Linked DNA regions of Mus musculus: regions 2 and 3 are each linked to region 1. Evidence: chromatin loops called from intact Hi-C (ENCODE). Cell type or tissue: heart. All regions are shown on one strand. Each heading gives the region's core, and the rest is flanking DNA. Links, peaks and the distances in the headings are about the cores only.

Region 1 (8,168 bases), core at 1,820-6,819:
CTTTTTCATATCATGCTGACTGCTGTCCTCTAACCCTCCGCTGCTGACCACAACCCAGTGTGCCTGACTGGATCCAAGGATATTTCAGACTGGTGCAATCTCCAGGCCAAGCATCGCATCTGCCAGTAACCTCAGGCTAAGCAGCTTCGTTGAGACAAGTGGAATTCATAAATCTCTTGGAAAGCACCGTAGTTCCTTATTGGTCTTTTCAATGCTGAATTTTGTCCACTGATGGCTACATCATTCTGTAGAGCATTTGCACTAGGAGACCCTGAGCAATCAGCCAAGTAAAACTCCAGCATTTCCTCAGTGGCCAGACTCAATATCTGACTCTGAGAAGCTCGGTATGTTCTTTGTGCATTGAGCAAGCATCAGAAACAAGTTTATATGGTGAGCACTTTGCCTTCTCTTTATCATACACTGAACAGTGTAAATAATTAAAGAACTCATAGTAGAAAACAGTCATGTGTTACACACACACACACACACACACACACACACACACACACACACACAGCACTCCTCAGCTATGGAGAGCTTTACTCCACTTTCAGCCTTCTAACAACCCATGTAGTTATAATAGGACTGGACAACTCTTATAGCATCCTCTTTCTTCTCCGTCATCATTCATTGTGCCTACATAGTTAGAGGATCTGTTCCTCCATTTGGTAAAGTCTGAACCCAACTGGAATATTCTTTATGGCCAGTTCCTAGTTGCAGAACTAGTTGTTTTTTTAAAGAAACCCAAGACTGTTCTGGTTGGTGTTTTGTTTTGTTTTCCTTACAGTTGGAAACAATTTACACCTTGCCGAAAACATGTAACTGTAGAAAATGGGGCTCTATTTTGATTCTGAAAGACTGTGACCACCCTGGGCTTTACTACCAAGATTTTCTTTCTTTTTTTTTTGTTTTTGTTTTTTTGTTTTGTTTTTGTTTTGTTTTTTGTTTTTGTTTTTTTGAGACAGGGTTTCTCTGTATAGCCCTAGCTGTCCTAGAACTCACTTTGTAGACCAGGCTGGCCTCGAACTCAGAAATCTGCCTGCCTCTGCCTCCCGAGTGCTGGGATTAAAGGCATGCGCCACCACGCCCAGCTACTACCAAGATTTTCATAATTATCACTACAAATGCAAGTATGGCTTCTATAAATCTTTTAACTACTAGAGTGAGCCTTTCAAAACATCGAGTTCCTCCAGGATGAACGACAACTCAGTTCTAAACTATCTTCAAGTGCTTGAAAGAGAAAAATGTCCCTTGAAATAGAACATAGGCAGCATTTACTAGATAGTCTGATCATTATTTAAGTTGTTCAAATAGGGTTTGGTATACAAGATGATTTTCCTAGTACAAACTAGACCCTCAAAAATGAGATCCTCGAGCCAAATGTTTTGGGGACTGAGGCAGGAGGATTGCTCACATGTGTTTGTCCATGGTAAGCTGGCTATTTAGTGAATTCCAAGTCAGCCTGGGCCCAAAAATATATCCAATAACAGAAGACAGTAACTGTAGTCTCCCCTCCCCCAGCCTGAAACCTGCTTGCTCAGGGGTGGAGCTTCCCACTCAATCGTTCTGCCACGCCCACTGCTGGAACCTGCCGCTTTGCTGTTTGGAGCCATACACGTGGTCACCCTGCTACTGGACTCCAAGATTAATTGGCGGGAATCGGCCCCCTTCCCCTGCTTCATAACTGCGTGCAGAACAGTAAAATTGAGCTTTGATCAGAATGCCTGTCTTAGCTGCATTTCTTTTTCTCATCGCCTAGCCCCTCTTCTCTTCCAGGTTTCCAAAATGCCTTTCCAGGCTAGAACCCAGGCTGTGATCTGCCGGCCGGACACAAGAAGTAAGGACAACAGTAAGAAGTTCAAACCCACAAATGTCAGTCCTGTGGCTAATTCTGTAGGTTACAACAAAGAACATGGTCCTCGCTGTGTAGACTAGACTGGATTCCCACTCGCAGCAGCATGGGTTGCTGTCTGAATGCTATGATGAGCAGGTAGCAGCTGCCACACCTGGTTTGCAGGATCATTTTCTTAGTTAAAGACTTAATTTCTTTGTAGAAAAAAAGTGGCTTACAGTGAATTGAACAGTTAGCACAGAATTTTCTCATTCCACATATAGAAAGAATTTCACCCAAACGATGTACCAATTTTTGTATATCAATATTCACATGGTCCATAATTGACCTGTGGATTTGTTTTCAGTGGTGTTCAGTTTTGTTTTTTTAAATTTTTACTTATTTATTATTATTATTATTATTATTATTATTATTATTATTATTATTATTATTTTGAGACAGGGTTTCTCTGTGTAGCCCTGGCTGCCCTGGAACTCACTCTGTAGACCAGGCTGGTCTCGAACTCAGAAATTAGCCTGCCTCTGCCTCCCAAGTGCTGGGATTAAAGGCGTGCGCCACCACTGCCCGGCTATGGGTTTTGTTAGACATATAGCATCATGCAGCCACACAATCGAGCATCAATGTACAGGCTCGCTACCGGAGCATGCTTCCTATACAGTGTGTTTTCATGTCTCCTCTCGACTGCCCTGGCAAACTGGAAATCAGCCGTCTCTCCTCTCTAGGCTTGCTTGCTTTATTCTGTTATGCATTTGGCTGTGCACTGAGCATATGCAGCTTCAAGATCACACTCTTTCCATTTTCTTTCTCTCTCCTCTTCCTCCTTGTCCACACTCCTCTGTTTCTGTGGGTGGAACTCAGGGCCTCAGACAGGCCAGTCAAGTGTTTTACCTGTTAGGTAAAATACTATCAGTATTTTGGGGGCTGAGGCAGAATATTCAAATATGACGGGTAAGCAGTCGTAGTCGCTAGTTCATTTGAGCTTTCCTCCTCTTATTTTGTGATTGCTTCATTGTTTTATTCAATGACTACTCATTTGGAGTCTTATATGAATCTAAGGATGCTAGAAACCACGCCCTCAGGAACTTTACCATGCTGTGTGCAAACACCGACTAGAACCGTGGTACAGGGAAATGCACTGAGGTGACGTGACTTACATCCTATTTTTTTGTCTACCATAGGTGAATCATGTCATTTGAAACTGGCTCTGGTATAGAATGCCGGGCTTAAGCTAATGTGGTATAATTTGTGGTACGTATTCTAAAATTTTGAGTACAATAGTATGGTAAATTAATGATTCTTATTTTTACATGGGCAGGTTTTTTTTTTTTTTGGTAATTTTTACTTTATTTTTAGAAAATAATAAAGCAGACTTGGCTGCTCTAGAATTTCCTCTATAGCCCAGATTGGCCTTGAATTCCTCTTGCCACCACCCCCTATTACTTCACTGAGTGCTGGGGTTATAAGCATGAGCTGCCATACCCTACAAATAACTTCTTATCCTTCAAAACAAACTAACACGTCAAATAGAAGCAGGTTAAGATGTTCCAAGCTTTAATCCTAACACTTAGATGTAGAAGTATTTACAGTTCCAGGCTAGCCTAGGCTACAGATTCCTTCTAATTAAAAAATAAATTAAATTAGGTGCTACCAATTAATTAATAGTTGCTCAAAAAAGTTAAAGTTCATTTTTACAAAACTGTTTTAAAACTATTTTGTGTGTGGCAAAATGTCACTTTTTTTGGTTTTTGTTTTGACAAACAAAATAGTGGTTTAATCATCAATAAAACCAACAATCAGAAACTACCATCCTTCTACCATCCTTCTAACTTCTAAGCCCCTTTTAAAGTTAGCCCCTTCCCCATCTTTTGCCAGTGGTCACTACAGATCTATGTTCTGTCCAATTATAAAACAAACTCAGAACACATACACACACACACTGTTAACCTTTTATTTCGAAACAATATGGACTTACAGGAAATTGCAAAACCATTACCTAGAGTCCCAGGAATTTATTAGCTACTTAACATGGTAATCTTACACTACTTGCTCAAGACCAAAATTTCCCTTTTCACATTTGAAGACAGCAGTTTCATTTTGCCTGTTTCTTTTCTAAGAAATACTGTACTGTTTAAAGGACCAGACATGCTTTTCCTGAGATATTCTATCGGTCCCCATAACCCCTAAGACTCCTACATCTTCTGGTATTTTCCTTGGCCCTACCATTGCCTCTTGGTTTCATTTTACTGATTGGTATTTTCTGATTTTTGTGCTGCAAATGATACAGTTACTAGCATTCGAATTCCTAACTTCTCGCCCCAGCCTTAAATGGGTGGCAGTGACCACCTCATTTAGCTGGTACTGCTCTCTAGGCTCTTGGGGATGCTCGCGGCCCTCATCCTGGCTCGCACTCTACTTGTCACGAGTCCCCTGTTTATAGCCAGGCGTCTAGAATGACTGCGTGTGGGGAAGGGAGTGCAGATACCCTGGCTCGGGGTTGCCCCTGCCTGGCCGAGAGCACCAAGCGGGTTAGGCTCCGGGAAAGTGAAGGCTGCTGGCGCCCGGGTTGCAGGAAGGTCTCGCCCGGACGTCACCGTGCAGCCCCACTGCGCATGCTCACCGCAGCGCGGGCAGAGCTCCTCCGCTGCCGTGTCGCTCCTGCGGTCCCGGCCCCGCCCCGTCCCTCCCCGCTCCGCCCCGTGCGCGCCGCCGGCTCCAGGTCAGGGCGAGCGAGCGGGGTGAGTACACCTAACCTCGGCGACCTAACCACGGCGGTACCTCCGCCGCTGCCTGCAGCCCTCGCCCGCCTCCTGGGACCTGAGAAGGGTGGAGGATCGGCCAGCCAGTAACAGGCCTGGGAGGTGGGCGCGGGCCGCCCAGGCGACCTTTCCACCTTGTGCTAGGAATGTGCTCACGTGACCTTGAAACAAAGGAAGTTAAGTGACTGGCAGGCTTTTCAGATTTGCAGCCAACACAACCTCCTCCCCCCATAATCTATAAAACCGGGAAGGTGGGGGAGGGGGGCGGAGATAAAGGACTAGTTAACTGATTTATAGAAGCCATACTTGCATCTATAGTGATAATTATGAAAATCTTGGTAGTAAAGCCCAGGGTTTCAGAATCAAAATGGAGCCCCATTTTCTGCAGTTACATGTTTTCGGCAAGATGTAAATTGTTTCCAACTGTAAGGAAAAAACAAAACAAAACAAAACAAACCAACCAGAACAGTCTTGGGTTTGTTTTTGAGAGAGATTTGTACTATGTAGCCCACGCTGGCCTGGAACTCTAAACAACCCTGCCTCTGTCACACAAGTGTTGGGATTCCTAGTGGGCACTCTCATGCCTGTTTTACCTATCTTGAGCCTCTTGCCTCAGCCTCTCCTCAGAGAAGCTGAGTTTATAGACCCCCATCTCAGGTTACAGGGGCCATCAGCTTCCCTCCAGTGCTTGTGTTCATGTTTTAAGTTCTCTTTGACAATTGGCTTCCTCTTTCTAAGTGCAATAGTTCTTTTCCAAAGGCTTACTTTGGGTCATTATAATGTGACAGTGGCCCCCACTGTGGTGATGAAAGTGAACATTTATGATGGTTAGGGTTGGAGAACACAGACCCTGTGCAGGACTCAAGTCTATTTTAGGATTCCAGGTACCATTGCTCCTCATTGCTTCCAAAGTGTCCGATATTGACAGGAAAAAATGACACAGAATGAAAAACTTAGCAGAAAAAAAAAAATTCAGAGCAACAAGGGAGTTAAAAGTCTCACAGAGCAGTTTTAAAGACGTCATGCCTGAGCTTGATGGCCTATCCCTCTCACCCAAGTGTGGGGCAATGGGCTATACACACCCCAGCCTGGCATAGCTAGAGGCAGAGCTACCTCCATTTTGAGGCTAGCCTGCACTATGCATGGCTAGATCCTGTCTCAATGAGCAAAAAAAAAAAAAAAAAAAACCCAGAAAGTTGTTATTTATATTTTAATGGAAGAAACTAGAGTAAATAGTTCTAAGCTGGATTCATTTGAATATGGAATATTTCAAGATTAGGGTGTAGATCTTACTATACAAAGTGGGGATATCTAAGACAGTGCTTTAAAAATTATATCTTTCCCTGTCTAGATTTTCTAGATTAGGCTAGCCTTGAGCTTCCTGGACAGCTAGGGCTGACCTTAAGCTGATCCTGTCTCCACTTCCCAAGTTCTGTGTGTATTAAACACAATGCCCAGTTTATGTGATGCTGGGAATTGAACTCAGGCCTTTGTGCAGGCTAGGCAACCATGCTGCCAACTGTACCACACTACCCCCACAGTTTTATATTTTAGACAGGGTCTTACTGAGTCCAGTCTAGTCTAGAACTCACCATCATGTTGCCTCTAGAGCATAAACATCTACTACCATGCCCAGAACAAATTATATCTTGATAGCACTTTTTAACGTTCAATAAATTTCTTAGAAACATAAGCATCCCTTTAGGAAAAACAGTAAAGCTTACATAAGTAGAGAGTTTCAGAGTGAGGATGATTTAAATATTATCTTGAGGCCTTAAGATGTGCTTTGGACCTCGGAGGTTATGTTTGAATCACAAGTATAATCAACATCCAAAAGAAAGAGCTATAGAGATTACCTGGTGATGGTACGTTGACAACAGGCTATAAAAACAATTGGAAAGTAGGATAAGAGGATATTGTGCTCTTCTTGACCTTTTACTACACTGGGTCACTGGTCTGTAGTGCCAAGGGGGCATGGCTACTTCAAGCTTGCCCTTGAAGTTAGGGTGACTTCATATCACCGAGCACTATCTTTCCAAGAAGAGCTTTCATCTGCCTCTTGGTGCTCTGGAACCCACCACGGTTTGCTACTGCTTACTGTTTTAAGTGGACTCTCTTGAGTGTGAAGGCTCCTTGTAACCTGCTTACTTCCTGTTCCCCAGAGTTTATTGTAGTCCTCAATCCACTCTGAGTCGTTTCAACCTATTTCCAGGTTCCTGATTGCTCTGTCTACATCTTTTTCAGTGCTATAAAGCTCTTTTCAGTCATAGTTCCTGGACTAGTTGGAATCTTACTTCCTCCAGAGCATAGGCTGTGGGTCTTGGCTGTTCTTGGCTGTTACTGCCTTTAACTGCTATAGCCAGCTGCTTTTCCTGTATCTCAGCTTTCTCATCTATAGAGAAAATTATAGTAACACTCTAAAAGATGCTATGTGGATTTTAGTTACCATGGTTTTTTACATAGGAAAGGCTAAATAATGCTATTTTTAATTATTACATCAATAACCCATATTAATTCTTCAAACAGTGATTGTATAGTTTATCATTGATTTTATTGTATTTTATTTGTGTTCTTTCAGCTTGGAAGTCTTCATATAAAGTTGATTACCCACTGTGGAAAGCAAAGCCATGATTTATTCTTATTTATACCTTTTCTTTTAAAAGTCTCAAATCTCTCAGGATGATATTGAGGGCTCACTATTTTTTCTTCCTATCTTGTTATCAGGTTTCTTTTATATTAGCCATTTTATCTGTGCTGCTTATAATTTTAAATTCATGTCCTGTCTGTCCCAAAAGTATTTGAGCTGACTTATAACCCATAAATGATATAAAAACAAAGATAAATCCTGGTCATGAAGATATGAAGCTTGAGTAAAAAGATATTAGGACGAGTGACACAGAAATACATCCTGTATGGGGCTGCACATTTTTTTTCTACTTTTTTTTTAAGCTTACACAAAGCAATCTATTAACAGAAAATAATTTGAGAAGTCTTGTTCACAGACGGCCACCACAATGACCCCCTCCCCCTTCCTTCGAGTGCTGTCAAGGGGATGGGGGTGATATCCTCAATCCACCAAATCTTCATCTCAGAACGAGCAAGAGCTCTGAGGGCTGACTGGTCCAGGGGTCTTGGTCCTGTTTCCTCCTGTGGCCCAGAGTTTGATGTGCAGGACAGTGATGCCCAGCTCCTTGCACCTCTGGGCCACATCCTGGGCAGCCAACATGGCTGCATACGGAGAGGACTCATCTCGGTCAGCCATCACCTTCATTCTGCCAGTCACTCCGCAGATGGTTTGCTTGCCACAAAGATCCGTGACATGGTCCAGGGTGTCATCGAAGGATGCAAAGATGTGGCAGGCAACAAATACATTCCCTCCTTCAGCCACCTGAGGTCCAAGGCTGATGACCTGTTCTTCCTTCTTTTGTTTCCCCTTGTGAGGTGCCATTTCTGAACGTGCTCCCCAGACTCCTCCACCAGAACTTTTTTCTACTTCCATACAGTCACAGAGGCAGTCACAGATGGAGTTCTGAGCTTCATGATGGTCAAAGGAAAGATGG
Region 2 (6,529 bases), core at 751-5,750, 140 kb before region 1:
AGTTGGCGTTTCTGTCTTCGATTTCCTAGTTTCACTAGAATAATTTCCATAGTTTCCTGTTTCTCCTTCAAGAGTGATCACAAGGAAACAATTTCTTTATTCAGCGACGTGAGCTCTGTGCGCATCTGGCTTTGGTTACTTTGTAAGGTAAATATCACTAACCGTTCACTGGATTCTTTGGGGATGGGAGGCACTGGGCTTGTGAAGACAGTCTACTATGAAATACTGGGGGTGCAATGCAGAAGAATGGCAAACAACTGGGTCCCGTCACAGGTAATTGGGTCACTATGGTATTCTTGAAAGTGGAGATTCATTTGAAAAAAAGACTTAAAAAGTATTTTCAATTTACTTTCGGTTACATTTAGGTTATTTTAGTCAGTATGGTTATTAGAATTTTACCCCAGGAATTCAATTAGAACAGAATCCTTTGAAAAAATATATATATTCTCTAATGATTATATACTTTACTAATGAAAGTATAGTCTTTTTTTTTTTTTTTGGTTTTGCTAGTTACATTTTAAATAATGAAATTATTGTAATTATTTTTATTTAAGGGCAAAATATCTGTATAGCTAATAGCCAAAGCTAACCAGAGTGCTTTAAAAATTAATGAATATTTATGAAGTTCAGGAGTAGCACAATACTGCCCCTGCCTGCTTCAGGAAAACAAATGTATTGACTCCGTTCTCCTAAAATAACCACCTTTAGTTATCGATGGTTAAAATAAATTTATTGCTAAAATGATTGTACATGATGTAATTTTTGCAATTCATGAGACTTGGCCCTGTTTACTAGGTTTAGATCTCTTTCCAAAAACTAAATCTGTTTTATCTTTTGACATGCCTGAATGCCATTTCTGTTCATTAATTTCCCATCTCAACATGTTTCTCTCTTAGTTTTCTGGGCTCCCCTCCCCCCTTGTTTTAGCGGTTCAAGTACATGGCTCAGGGTTTTCAGGCCTTCGTTTATAGCTGGTATACAGAAAGTAGCATCGTTACTCAGCACTTCCACTCGTCCTAATTTATCTACACACACTGGAAGCTGCCTGTAACATTTCCCAATGACAGTGACAACTGGACGTCAATAAAAGGACCCCACCCATTTCAACCTTGTTTGTATAAAGTTAATACTTGTGTATATTTCTTCTGTAACAGAGGTAAGGCTATTGGTCTGTTGTTGTTTCGTTTTGTTTTGGTTGTTGTTGGTTTTGGTTTTTTCCTAGCTTGTTAAGACAAGTTTTCTAGGCAGATTGCTGGTTAGCTTTAGGCTAGATTTTTTTTTTTTTTTTTAAATCATTGAACACCAGATAGACAAAGGAAAAGAAATATGATGTGAATTTAAATGATCAAAAATCCATTCTTTTAAGATAATTTTTGGTTCTCTAAGTTCAAAATTCTACAGTTTTTCTTCAAGTGAGTTTGTAACAAGAAAGATAGAATCATTTTCAACAAGCTAGCAAATTTAGGTCAAAATTTTCATTCCCTGTTGGGAGCAGGGTGGGATATGAGAGAGGGAGGGGCTGGAGGAAGGAACGGAGATTCTTGCTTCTGTTTGGAACTTATTGAATCCAAATCTCCGTATGTTTGACACTGATGCACCCTGCTCTGTGTGCCGGGCTCTGTGTGATTCCTGCTTGTTCTCCGTAAGCAGTGCTTAGTGCTACCTGCTAGGTGAAGGTGCTTGTTTGAGAAGATGCCAGGTTTAATCTGAGATTATTCCAGCTGCTCTTGATGTCTATCCTGTAACATGTTTTCACATGTCTAAGGCTTGCTGCTGCAGCTCAAAAAACAAAAAACAAACAAAACAAACAAACAACAGGAGCAAACAACAACAACAACAAAAACAAAAACCCTCAAACCTGTGTTGATACATAATTTATGTGTTTAGCCAAGAATGCGTTGTATGATAAGATTAGATAGGAGATACTCTAAAATCCTAAATAAATTAGCAAACTCTTGATAATAATTATAGTTTGATGTCTTAGTAACCACACTAGCAGAGTAGCCATTTTCCCTTCTAAAGTTGTCATGAACTTTCTTTGACCATGAAGATAGTAAAGGGAAGTTTACAGCTTGGACTTAACTTCATCTGGAACTGGTCTGGAATGAAGCTAGGCTTTGCATCCTAGACTAGGGGGGTCATAGTTTCGATTCCCATTGCCCATGGCAGGATGTTTAATTTCACTCCTGTGACTTAAAGACTTTATAGTGACGTTTGAAGAGTGGAATGTGGAAAGTATCTCCAGTTCATAGCAAAGTGGGGATTAGATGAATAATGCTCCACGTGACACTTTGCCCAGGACTTGTCACTGAGATAACTGGGAGGCATGCCACTGTGTCAGATGTGCCCAAGTCAGAGATTGTGCTGGTCTCTCACTCTGGCAATTATTTTTGAGCATGCGATGTGTTTTGGGGTCCTGTAGTTCTTTCTTTCCAAATCTGCTGAATATAAGGTAAAATGAGATTTTTTTTTTTTCTAATTGTCTTTTCTGCAACCTAGACTTGTTTTCTAAAAACCCAGACTGGGTATCCTGCTGTTTACAGGTGGAAACAGAGTTCCGAAAAAATCTTGCTTATGATTTTGGGGAAAAGTTATATTTCCTCCATATAGATTTATGTCTGAAAGCCAAGTGCCGCTTTTAGGAAAGAAAAAAAAGAAGTTCTGGTTTTGTTAATAAACAATACTAACTCAGTTCAAGATGGCCTCTGGGAATTAGATATGGAAGGCTTAGGCTGCTCTGATTTAAATGTCTGAGGTCTGCAGCACATGCGATGGCCACCCACCTAGTGGCTACATAGAATGTTTATTTTCTATAATTTCCTGATTTCTTTCAAATGTGTGTGTGTGTGTGTGTGTGTGTGTGTGTGTGTATCGAGTCTCTGTGCTTGGGAGCCTTGTAAATCTTTTCCTTGTCTCTTCTCTCTATCATTACAAAGCACCCCCACCTCCAGAGTTTTGTCTCATCGGGCCTCCTCTGGAGCTCCAGTATGTGGTTGTGGAGTGGTGGATACCACCCTAGGGACACAGATTGTCTGCTTTGATGGCCACTCACATGGTCTTTAAGGCCCAAGGTAGCCTTTATTTATTTCCCCAATATCCCATCTCAGAAAGGTTATTTTTACCAAATGATCTCAAGGGTAGAGATGTTCTAGAATAGGCATTCAAACTGAGGCTACACACAGGCTGTGGTTCCTGGAGAATCCACCACTCAGGGCCCCAAAGCCCTCTAAAACATTTTATGAACACTAGAGGGCTCACGATGAATCCCCCAATGCCTTTAAAAGTCCCAGAACCCCAATTAGCTAGTGCCTGTAACTACATCAGGCCCATTTCTATTGTAAGGGCAAAAAGAAGCTTTGGGGTAGGCTAAAAATGACAAGGATGGATGTCTCCCATCCTACCACTCCAAGGAGAAGACTATAGGACAAGCAGCTGAAAGGACACATACCCAGACCAGACTCTTGACGACTCCTGGGCAGTGGGCCAAGCACTGGACCAAGCACTGGGCATGGCTCCAGAGGCTGGGTCCCTGCCCAGGGCACTTACTGGTTCAGAGCCAGCAGAAAAGAGCAGTCTTGGCAGCAGGCAAGTGAGTTGAACAGATTGGGAAAGAGCAGAACCAAGCAGTCCAGGGCACTGTCTCACTAGGTCTGATCAGCCCACCAGCAGTGGGGATGGAGCCTCAGGCCTCCTGCTGCCTGGAAGTGGAGCTATGGGAGGTGGGGCTGGAAGTAGGATCCAGTCCCAGGAGTGGACAACACCCAGTGGCCCACCTCAGGGAAGCAGGAGAGAGATAGAGCATCATCATGCTGGAGAGAAAACCTTGGCGTGGTATCCTTCAGTGACATAGGATGTCTCAGACTAGCTTAGTGTATCAGTTTCATGCACCCCTGAGAGCCGAGTGGGTCCAAAGGTCAGGGTTCCCCAGTGCCCCTCTGCTGTGTAATGTCTATAAAATGTTGGGGCGCCCAGCTGAGAGGCTTCTTTGAGAGAGGAATGAAAATCTTTCCATCCTATTAGTTCATTTCTCCTTTTCAGTTCTTACACTAATTTTATAAGGGAACACACACAGACACAGACACACACAGAGAGACACACACAAATACACACAGACATAGACACGCACACAGATATATACACACAGACATACACACACACACACACACACACACACACAAGAACACACAGAGACACACATACAGACATACATACACACAGAGACACCCACATACAGACACAGACATACACATACACAGGCAGACAGAGACACACATACAAGTACACAGAGAGACACCCACACACAGACACCCACATATAGACAGACAGACAGACAAACACACACACACACACACACACACACAGACACACACACAGAAACACACATACACACACAGGCTCACACACAGAGACAAACACATAGAGACATACAGACATCCCCCCACACATACACACAGACACAGAAAGGCCTCAGGACAGCAGCGAGATAACCAAGAAAGGCTGGGAGGCCACCCACCTCCCACACTATAACACATCCCTGCTATTGCTATGAGCCACTGTGGCTCTTCTTTAAGGATGAAAAGGTGGGAAGCCATTCTTCCCTACTCCTAAAGGAAGATAAACAGGCAGTTTCAGAAATTTGTGGACATGGAGGAATGAATATAGGCAATGGTTTGGAGCCAACAGAACAAGAAAGAGAATCAAGTATGGGCTCCAGTTGGGCTTGAGTAATGGAAGACTTCAGCTGGCAGCTCCCATGGCTAACTGGAGAAATGCTTTTCCTTTTCTTTGAAAACAGCTACCAGACAGTCATGGTGGCACAAGCCTGTAAGCTCAGCAATTCCTAGGCTGAGACAGCAGATAAGACCAGTCTGGGTCCATGGTGAGACCCCGAGTTACCAAGCAGGCCAAGTCAGACCTAAAATCAGATCCTGACTATGTGGTAGAGAGGACTCTGTTTAGGGATTTGTTTTTAGGAGATCTCATAAGTGCTTTTTACATGTGCTAAATTCTGAGAGCCACAGACACATAGTTTAAGAAAAATATCTTCCTCCTTTTTTTTTTTAACTCATGAGAAAAATAGACTTTCCTTTCTTCTGCTATTTTTGGAAGCTTTATAATCTCTTGGTGGGATGCCTTTCTTTCTGTTTACCTTCAGATAAGATGGATTTCATGTTGGTAGAGCTGGCAGGAGAGGGTTACTGAAATGTCCTAATATGTCCACTAATAACCACAGTAGCCAAAGATTTCAGAATTCAGCTTTCTAAGTACTTAAATGTGCTAACTCCATCTTACAGATAGAAAAATGGGCACAGGCAGGTGAGACCTCATGCCTAGATCTGGTTGTGTGGGAAAATTCGATTGCAAAACAGGAAAGGGACAAGATGCCTCAAATCAGTGTGCTCGAATCAAGTCACTTAACCTCTCCTTCATTGGGCAGACTCCTTGAGTTAACTCATAGATTGTATTAGGAAGCCATTCCGTGGTTTCTACACACTGTTCTTGTTTGAGACCTCGGTGAACAGGTGAAAAGAAATCTCAAAGCTAGGCCCTGTTGCTGGGTTTATCTAGTGTTGATCTGGATGGTATTTGAAAATCATTTCTAAACACTCAAACCAACCGATAGAATATCTCTAAATGAACGGACATGAAAATCCAAAAAACAATTTCTTAAAAGAAAAAGCAATAAGTAGCTGCGATCCTACACGGCCTCTCTAGAGCTTTGAAGCTGGTTTTAAGAAATTGATTTGGTTCCATCCTTGCTTTATGAAGGGCCATAAAGCCTGCCTCCTCTTCCTGGCTCAGCTCCCTAGACAGGATTTCCAGCACTCGCTAGCACAGCTTTGCTCCTGTTGTTCCCAAGCTGAGAACACACCTTTCTGATGGGAGTGTTGCAGTTCAGTCCTCCTTGCACACTGCAGATGGTATCTTCTGTGGGAAGCCCCCTCATCCCACTTCCCCGGGGAAGCTTACTGTTCTCTGGGCTCCCACAAAACACAGCTACTCCGGGTTCCAGCGCTGTAACAAGACAAGAGGCTGCAACGGTTTGTCTCAGGAGCTCTTCCAGGCCAGCCAAACGCTGTGATTTACTTATCTTTATGAATGTCACGAACCAGCAAAGTCTACAGCGTATTTTAAGTGCTATATAACACTTGTTAAATGAATGAAAAGGTTTAAGTGGTGTGGGTTATTATTATTTTTTTATTAGAGTGAGGTGGGCTGTACAAGGGCATCACACTGGTTTTTAGGCAGCCAACCTAGAATTCTCTGTCATTCACTGTGATAAAAGACATGATCCTGAAGAAGTGGACATGATTTTATGCACATAAACTTCCTGCTTTTTCTGCAGTAGTATAAGCATTGCTAAAGAACATGATCTGATGAGATTACTCAACGGGTAAAAGTGCTACCTAGTGCAAGACTGGGGTCCTGAGTGTAATCCTGGGGGTGGGGGTGGGGGTGGGGACCATCATCCATGCATGTTTCCACCCCACTCACACACATAATAATAAGTTTAGATTTTTTTTTCTCA
Region 3 (6,529 bases), core at 751-5,750, 150 kb before region 1:
AGTACCAAAAAATGGTGGCATTTATGAATATGTATGATTATATTTAGATAACTGTATAATTATAGTCATATTTAAGTTACAATTAGATGTATGAAGTTGATGGCCTCTGAATATATTTGAATATTTGAAGATGCTAGATACATATAAATGTATCTGCAGCATAGTATACCTTCTTTGAACAGAAACATCAAGGTAACTTTTACATGTTAGTTAGAAAGACATAAAACACTGTATTACATTACTACGATCTTTTAGAGGAGCCAGCACTTGGTAAGCTGACTGTCTGTGTAACTGCCAGAATCTGAAATTATTATTTTGTAATAAAAGCTCTCTTGGGTCAGTGAGTTGGTTGCTTCCTTTTAAATTTTTCTTTTAAAAAAATTCTCTGTAGTTGACCTTGTGGTCCACCATTGTGATGCTGAGAAAGGGCTCATTGTTTTCAACTGAGAGCTTCATATAGCCATGACAGACCATCTCAGAAATTACAAGCCATAGGAGGGAGGTGGCCCTTCCACCAGGTGTCACCAGGTAGTTGACAAGGGAAGGTGATGCTGTCTTTGATGCATTTCCCCCATGTTGTCTCCCTGAGAATGGAGTTAGGCGTGCTAGAGTCTCACGTAACACCAAGTTGTATCATTTACTATTCCACACATGCCCCTTACCGGCAGTCAGGGAAACTCAGACGAGAATACTGCATCTAGGACTTGATTGTGATGGCACATGGCAAGATGTCAAGTATCTCCAGAGGTCTTAGATGTTTGGCCTATTGCCATTTGAGAAATGACTTCCCAAGGATATCAGGGAAAACTTCTCAAACTGGCTCTTGAAGTAATTCTTAATGCTTGTCTTGGACAGGTGAAACATCCTATGGTTTTATAGATTCTGCAAGCTCTTTACTGTCTCAGAACTCAAGGAAACTTAATTTCCAGAGCCAGCAAAGATACATTTATATACATATTTTTTTAAAAAAAATGTATTTAGTTTCATTGCTTTATGCTACAAGACTTATCCTTCTCATTAAAAATGCCAGAAACACATCATTAAAATGTTAATTTGATTTGACTTCTTGAGATAAGCATCTAGAGAACATGGTTTGTCCCCAAATGAGTGGGACATGTGGCCCTATAGTGGTGGGTGTGAGAGAAGGGCCTCCACCACCCATCCAGGTTCTGAGCAGACGACATGCTTTCTTCAGCATTCATGATTCTTATTCTCTTGATAAACATTAAATTCATTTCTAAGAGAAAAGTAAAAGTCAAAATATTTTTGGCTGGTAAGCATACGTCTGTGAGCACAGACTTCTTGTTTGTTCTGCCTCCCTCACAACTTCTCTGAGCTGGAATGGGAGAAAGCTCCCTCCAAAAGGATATGACCTTGATTTGCAAATCACCAGCAGGACCAGAGCAAAAGTTAAAACTTTGCAGCCCCGATGTCACAGAAGTATTCCTTTCTATTTGCCAAGAGGGGGAAAAAAAAAGTCCCAACTCATGGCTTGAGACCTTATTGTAAAATGTAAATAACATTTTAATGAGCACCATGGAAGAGTGAGCTGGGCCAGTCGCCCACCACTAAAGGGCTGGATTTACGTGCACCTTGGGTAGTAATGAAACTAGTTTGGTGGTCTTCGCCTCTGTAGTAGACATTTTCCCACATTAGCAAACCAGCACAGGATTTCATGTGATCCCATACAAAGGGCAATTACAGCTCTGCCCAAAACCAGAACTGGAGTGTGGATGGGGTGGCTGGAGGAGAAACCAACAGAGACATAACAGGGAGCCTTTTAACTCAAGTTAAACTCCTGCCTACACTTAAGGAAAAAAGGGGCAGATAATTCCAGGTGCATCTTTCTTTCTGTCCACCTTCTGCAATCTCAAATGCCATCTGAGGAACTGTCCTCTTTTCTACTTCCCTCACTGTCCGTGATCTTCCTTCTCTGAGAAAATATTCTCAAAAGCATGGACTAGAAGCCTGTGCTGACTTCTGATAACTCCAGCTCTTGGGGCTATGAGGGTGAGTACCCATATCCAATGTAGATTTCATGGGAACTGTACTCAGGTCTTTCTTACCACTTCTGATCCCAAATTCATCGTCTCTAACTAGGTATATCTTGCTTTCCCTTAACCCAGGCAGAGCCCAAATTCCTACAGAGAAAATACCCGCCTTCCAGTTTTACACCTGTCTACATGAGATCATTAATGGTAAAATGTCCATCTGATAAGCCACGCTGTGATTACTATTGCTTTTGAAAGTGTAAGTGAGCATTTACAAGACACAGGGAGAAAAGCAACTCCAGACTTAAGTTGCTAGATTCTTGACCTCACCATACTTCGTTCACAGTCGATCTGTTTGGAAAAAGACTCAGCCAGTGAATCTCTTAATGACACTATCTGATTTAAATCCGATAGCCTCTGTGGTAAATTGGGAGTCTGTGTCTTTTTATCGTCACCTTTGGAAAAATTGTTCTAACCCCAAACCATCAAAAACAGACAAGATCCTCAGAGTGGTTCAGGGCCATTCCACTTGGGATGCTAAGGACAGGCAAGCAGTACAAACATCACCCACCTTGGGATGCCCTGACTCAGATATAGAGTTATCAGAGCTTTTGGAACTTTTGGATTTGGGGAGTCATTCATTAAAACACATTTCTTTTCTTTTGATTGCAGGTAGAGTTCCTTGGACAGCCCAGGGAAGGACCTCCACCTTCGTTGCTCCCTTCTCCTGTCCCCCCACCTACCAAAACACAGGAACCCCATCTTCAGACAGAAGGCATGCTGCCTCATGAAGGCTCACAGTTCCAGCCCTTAGAACCATCCAGAGGTTAGACTCAGGTTTGTGTTCCCAGTGGCAGGATAAATGTGCCTTTCTTGGAGCTGAGCCTACTTTGCCCTAAGGTTACATTTCTACACAAGGAAGCCTTTTTAAAGAGTAGTGCTTCAGGCCTCCACACTAACGGTTTGTGTCTGCCATCTTAGAAAAAGGGAGCCCATAATAAAACTACAGGAGCCAGCAATAGAGAATTACAACCCCAGAATGAGAGGGGGTCTGCTTCGGCCCTGCTAAATGCTGAGCCTTGGTCTCTCTGAGGAAGAACAAAAAAGCGGAAGGAATTTAAGTCAATTGTCTCCTGGATTGCCTTAGCAGAGACCAGGAAAACAGGGTGCTTACTAAGGGTCTACTGACTCTTGGCCACTACCCTGGTACTAGACAAGCTGGGAGGGAAACGGTTGGGGGTGGGGCGGGGGTGGGGTGGGGAGAGAAAAGTTCATGTAAGTCAAAGCAGCCTGTGATGTACAAGCATCCAAGCTAGAGGCTATGTGTATGGTGCTGTGACTCAGAGTATAGCCAGTTCATTTTCAGATAGTATGGAACAAATACTACTAAAGATCTCTGGGTGCCCCTGATAGGCAGAAATGGCGAGAACATCAGAAAAAGGGCTGGAACACAGCAAAGGGGCTGGAGGAAAAACAAAGGTAGTGGCTGATAGGTTATCTCCTCCTGGGTCTGAATCCAGGCAGAGAGAGGGGAAGGAAGCCCCCAAGCAGACCGGCCTGCTTTGAAGAGAGAGCACAGGGTTGACAGAGAATAGAGAAGGCACTGCGGCCACCTGTCCAGCAGCTCTGGTTTTGGCAGTGCGGTCCTGATGCCTGCATTGCTGGACCCAGCTTGAGAGCTTCCTAAAATATCCCTGGGGCTGATGCAATAGCAGTTTGTGGCGGAGCTGCATTGCCATGTGGTGATGGAATAACCTGGTGATGTAGAGGGAGCCTTTTAAGTCTTCGTGGGATCTGACCCAACGAGCCCTACTGAGAACAAGCCAGGTGGCACAGTGGTTAGTTCTCCGGTGTGGGAAGAATGGCGTTCCCCTTCACCCATCTACATCACTGCTCAGCCAGGGCATGGCAACTCTCAGGAGGGCAGTCCTGAGCAGTCCTGAGCAGTCCTTTCACAACCCTTCAGCTCTCTGAATGTCAAGAGATGCAAGGTTACCTAGTCCACCTTCACCCTGAAGAGAGCCCCCTGCTCTAGAATACCTTCTGGGTGACGACCAACTTGTGTTAGGGAAAGGAAGAGGAGCCCCTGGTCTGAAAGAAGAACTGAAAGATATTAGGACACAGTAGCACCCTAAGCTAGGCTATGGTCATCTCCAAATAAAAATGGTTGCTCAAGTTCTATGCCAGCTCTGGTTGTGCACAACAATTTGAATTTTCCATTGTGACTTCATCTTGCCAAAGAGTAAAACTCTTTTCTCCCTCTCCCAGGCCATTCTGTCTCTTAGAGGGTCAAGTGGGTCTGGCCCGAAGGGAAAAAAAATCCCCTTTACTAAAATGTAAAGTGCCAATCACCCCTACCTTCATCCCCACCCCTGATGCCCAAAGTGCTCAAAACTAAAATCTGCTGCATCTTTTCAGCAAGTAATCAACACAAGTTGAAAGACACATGCTGTTGCATTTCTGATCAGATTGTATGTGAGGCAGGAAAATATACTGCCCCCGTGCCCCTCCCCGCCTCATTTTAAAACATTTTTTTGGGGGGTGGCTAAATGCATGTCTGTTTAAAGAAGCCACCAGGCAGTGCCTCTCACTTTGTCTTGGCAGGGCACAACCATCAGACGAAGTGGGAGGAAGAAACATTAACTTCAACAGCTGTTTCTTGACCCCGGCTGTCAGTCTTCCCAAGAATAAATTTTGGAGAGTCCTATTTGAAACAAAGAGGGAGTTTTGGGGGAGAGAAAAGTTGGTTGGTTCCAGGGCAGCCGCCCAAAGAAGCAGGGAACAAGATGTTTGCAGTTACCACGCAGCCTGCAAGCCTCTGCCGGGTGCAGGCAAGGAGCAAAGTAACTTGAAAGCTCCCCTCTCGGCGCCCTGTGCCTGCAGCTTCCCCCCCTAACGCGCGCCCAGATCCAGCGCCGGTGGTAAGAGCCGAAGCTCGACTACAGTAATTCCCCAGCTCGGGCGGCTTGAAACTGCTCGGGCTGAATAGCATTTGCTGTTCCGTCCTGTGGCAGCCTCCCGCCGCCGCTGCCGCGCTCCCTGCAAAGCAGCTCTCATTATCCCGGAAGTTGTGCTGACACAGTCTCGCTGCCACCAGAAGTTTGTCAACATCAAACTTCTCCTGTGTGGGGTACGTTCACCTTCCACGAGTATTTAATCGAGCCAACAAGCAAACAAACAAACCCAAATAAACCTGCCCGTGATGTCATGGTCTTTTTTTTTCCCCCCTCTCTCTTTCCTGGAAAGGCTGGGGGCTTTTGGGAATTTGCTGGTGGGCTCTGAGAGCGACTGTGGGTTTCTAGAGGCTGGGTTGGGGCGGGGGGCAGGGACCTGCTCGAGTGGGCAGTGAGAAAGGGGCTGCGGGGCACTTGGGGCTGGAGGCTGGAGGGCTTGCAGAGAGAACTGGGGCCGAGCGGCAGATTGGTCCTGCAGCCTGTTGGCTTCCGCTTGTTTTTGAGGTTGCACCAGTTGGGCGAAGGTGGCTTTGCATCCTAGCCCCGCCACAAAGGTTATTTGAAAGCAGTGGCTAGGCAAAGTAGAAGAGTGCCTCCCCACCGCCTATGCCCACTGTGCATTTAAAACTCTTACAGGACGTTTAAACCTTTTTCGGAATAAAGGGCGTTGAGGTCATAAAATGAATTTTGAGACTTCACACTGCCACACAAGGGGAATCCTGGGATATAACCATTTCTGTCCTTAGTGGGTCTGTTCAGATACCAAGATGAACTCTCTAAACTTCAGACTCCGTGCCCTTTCAGCTCTCCTCTATAGTTTAAGTTGCCAGGCACCTGGTTTGGGTGTTTGTGGTTTACAGTTGCTCCCCACTTAGATGCTTGGTGCTACCCCCAAAGCTAGGGTGAGGAGTGGACAAGGCAGCTGGGATGAACCCTTTCCCTTTCATACATACGTTTAGACATTCCATCCTGCTCAGTTTGGGTGGGCCTGAAAGAACTGAGAGGGAATGGGCCTTCTTGAAGCTTGGGCACCACAGTTTTTCCAGCAAGGGGCTGATGAAAGGAGTTGCTGATCCTGACTTTGGATTTAATTTCTGGGGGCTAGAGCTACTGCATTCAAATCCAGGACCTTAGATAATGGGGGTGATACCCCCCCATTTCCAAGGTTATACACGGGTAACCACAAGGGTCCAGTGTCTCAACAGTGGGCAGACCAAAGCCTGGCTCCTTGAATTGGAGTCGTATCCACAGAAGAGACAGCAGTATTCTTCCCTATCCTCAAAAATAAATTTGAGTGGAAATAAACATCTCCGAAGAGAAATTATCCAACTCTACCCTTGCTGGAACGGGGAGGAAGTTGAATCCACTTAGAGAGCCAGGAGCTAAGTTTTTCTTCTTGCTGGTCTGCTGACTATGTGTTTAGAAAAATTAGCCTGTAGGCGTGGATCTTCAATAACAAGAAGACACTTTTCTTGTTTTTCAAACTAACCTAAACAAGGAAGTTGTACTAGCCTCCAGGGCTCAGTTTACCTCAGACATGGACCAAACCAAGTAACGACCACGGAGGACAGAATGCCAACCTAA

What was found. A loop is a pair of places that touch in the nucleus more often than their neighbours do. Peaks named below come from ENCODE experiments on the same cell type or tissue, not always from the same donor. Only the 100,000 strongest peaks of a DNase experiment are listed, where the experiment ranks them.
Region 2: it touches region 1 in a loop (4-fold over the local background); 15 of 42 quality-filtered maps call a loop at or near these places.
Region 3: a loop joins it to region 1, with 4 times the contacts of the local background. A loop is called at or near these places in 15 of 42 quality-filtered maps.

What each region holds. Positions count from the first base shown.
Region 1 is chr13:91,220,358-91,228,525 of GRCm38, reverse strand. It overlaps Atg10 (autophagy related 10), which reads left to right and starts at 4,539. Exons shown (of 8, transcript NM_025770.3): 1 at 4,539-4,587. It also overlaps the pseudogene Gm17450. In heart, for the core only: no CTCF peak of the experiment used is centred there; a DNase peak (open chromatin) is centred at 4,505; H3K4me3 peaks cover 1,508 bases; H3K27ac peaks cover 1,839 bases.
Region 2 is chr13:91,362,479-91,369,007 of GRCm38, reverse strand. A830009L08Rik (RIKEN cDNA A830009L08 gene) reads left to right here. Exons shown (of 3, transcript NR_045161.1): 3 at 1-18. Among named protein-coding and RNA genes, the nearest start is that of A830009L08Rik, 22 kb to the left of the region's middle. In heart, for the core only: a CTCF peak has its summit at 3,243 (motif pointing right); a DNase peak (open chromatin) is centred at 3,527; H3K27ac peaks cover 631 bases.
Region 3 is chr13:91,369,491-91,376,019 of GRCm38, reverse strand. It overlaps A830009L08Rik (RIKEN cDNA A830009L08 gene), which reads left to right. Exons shown (of 3, transcript NR_045161.1): 2 at 2,664-2,828; 3 at 4,596-6,529. Among named protein-coding and RNA genes, the nearest start is that of A830009L08Rik, 15 kb to the left of the region's middle. In heart, for the core only: a CTCF peak has its summit at 3,631; DNase peaks (open chromatin) are centred at 1,709, 3,669 and 4,959; H3K4me3 peaks cover 1,760 bases; H3K27ac peaks cover 3,513 bases.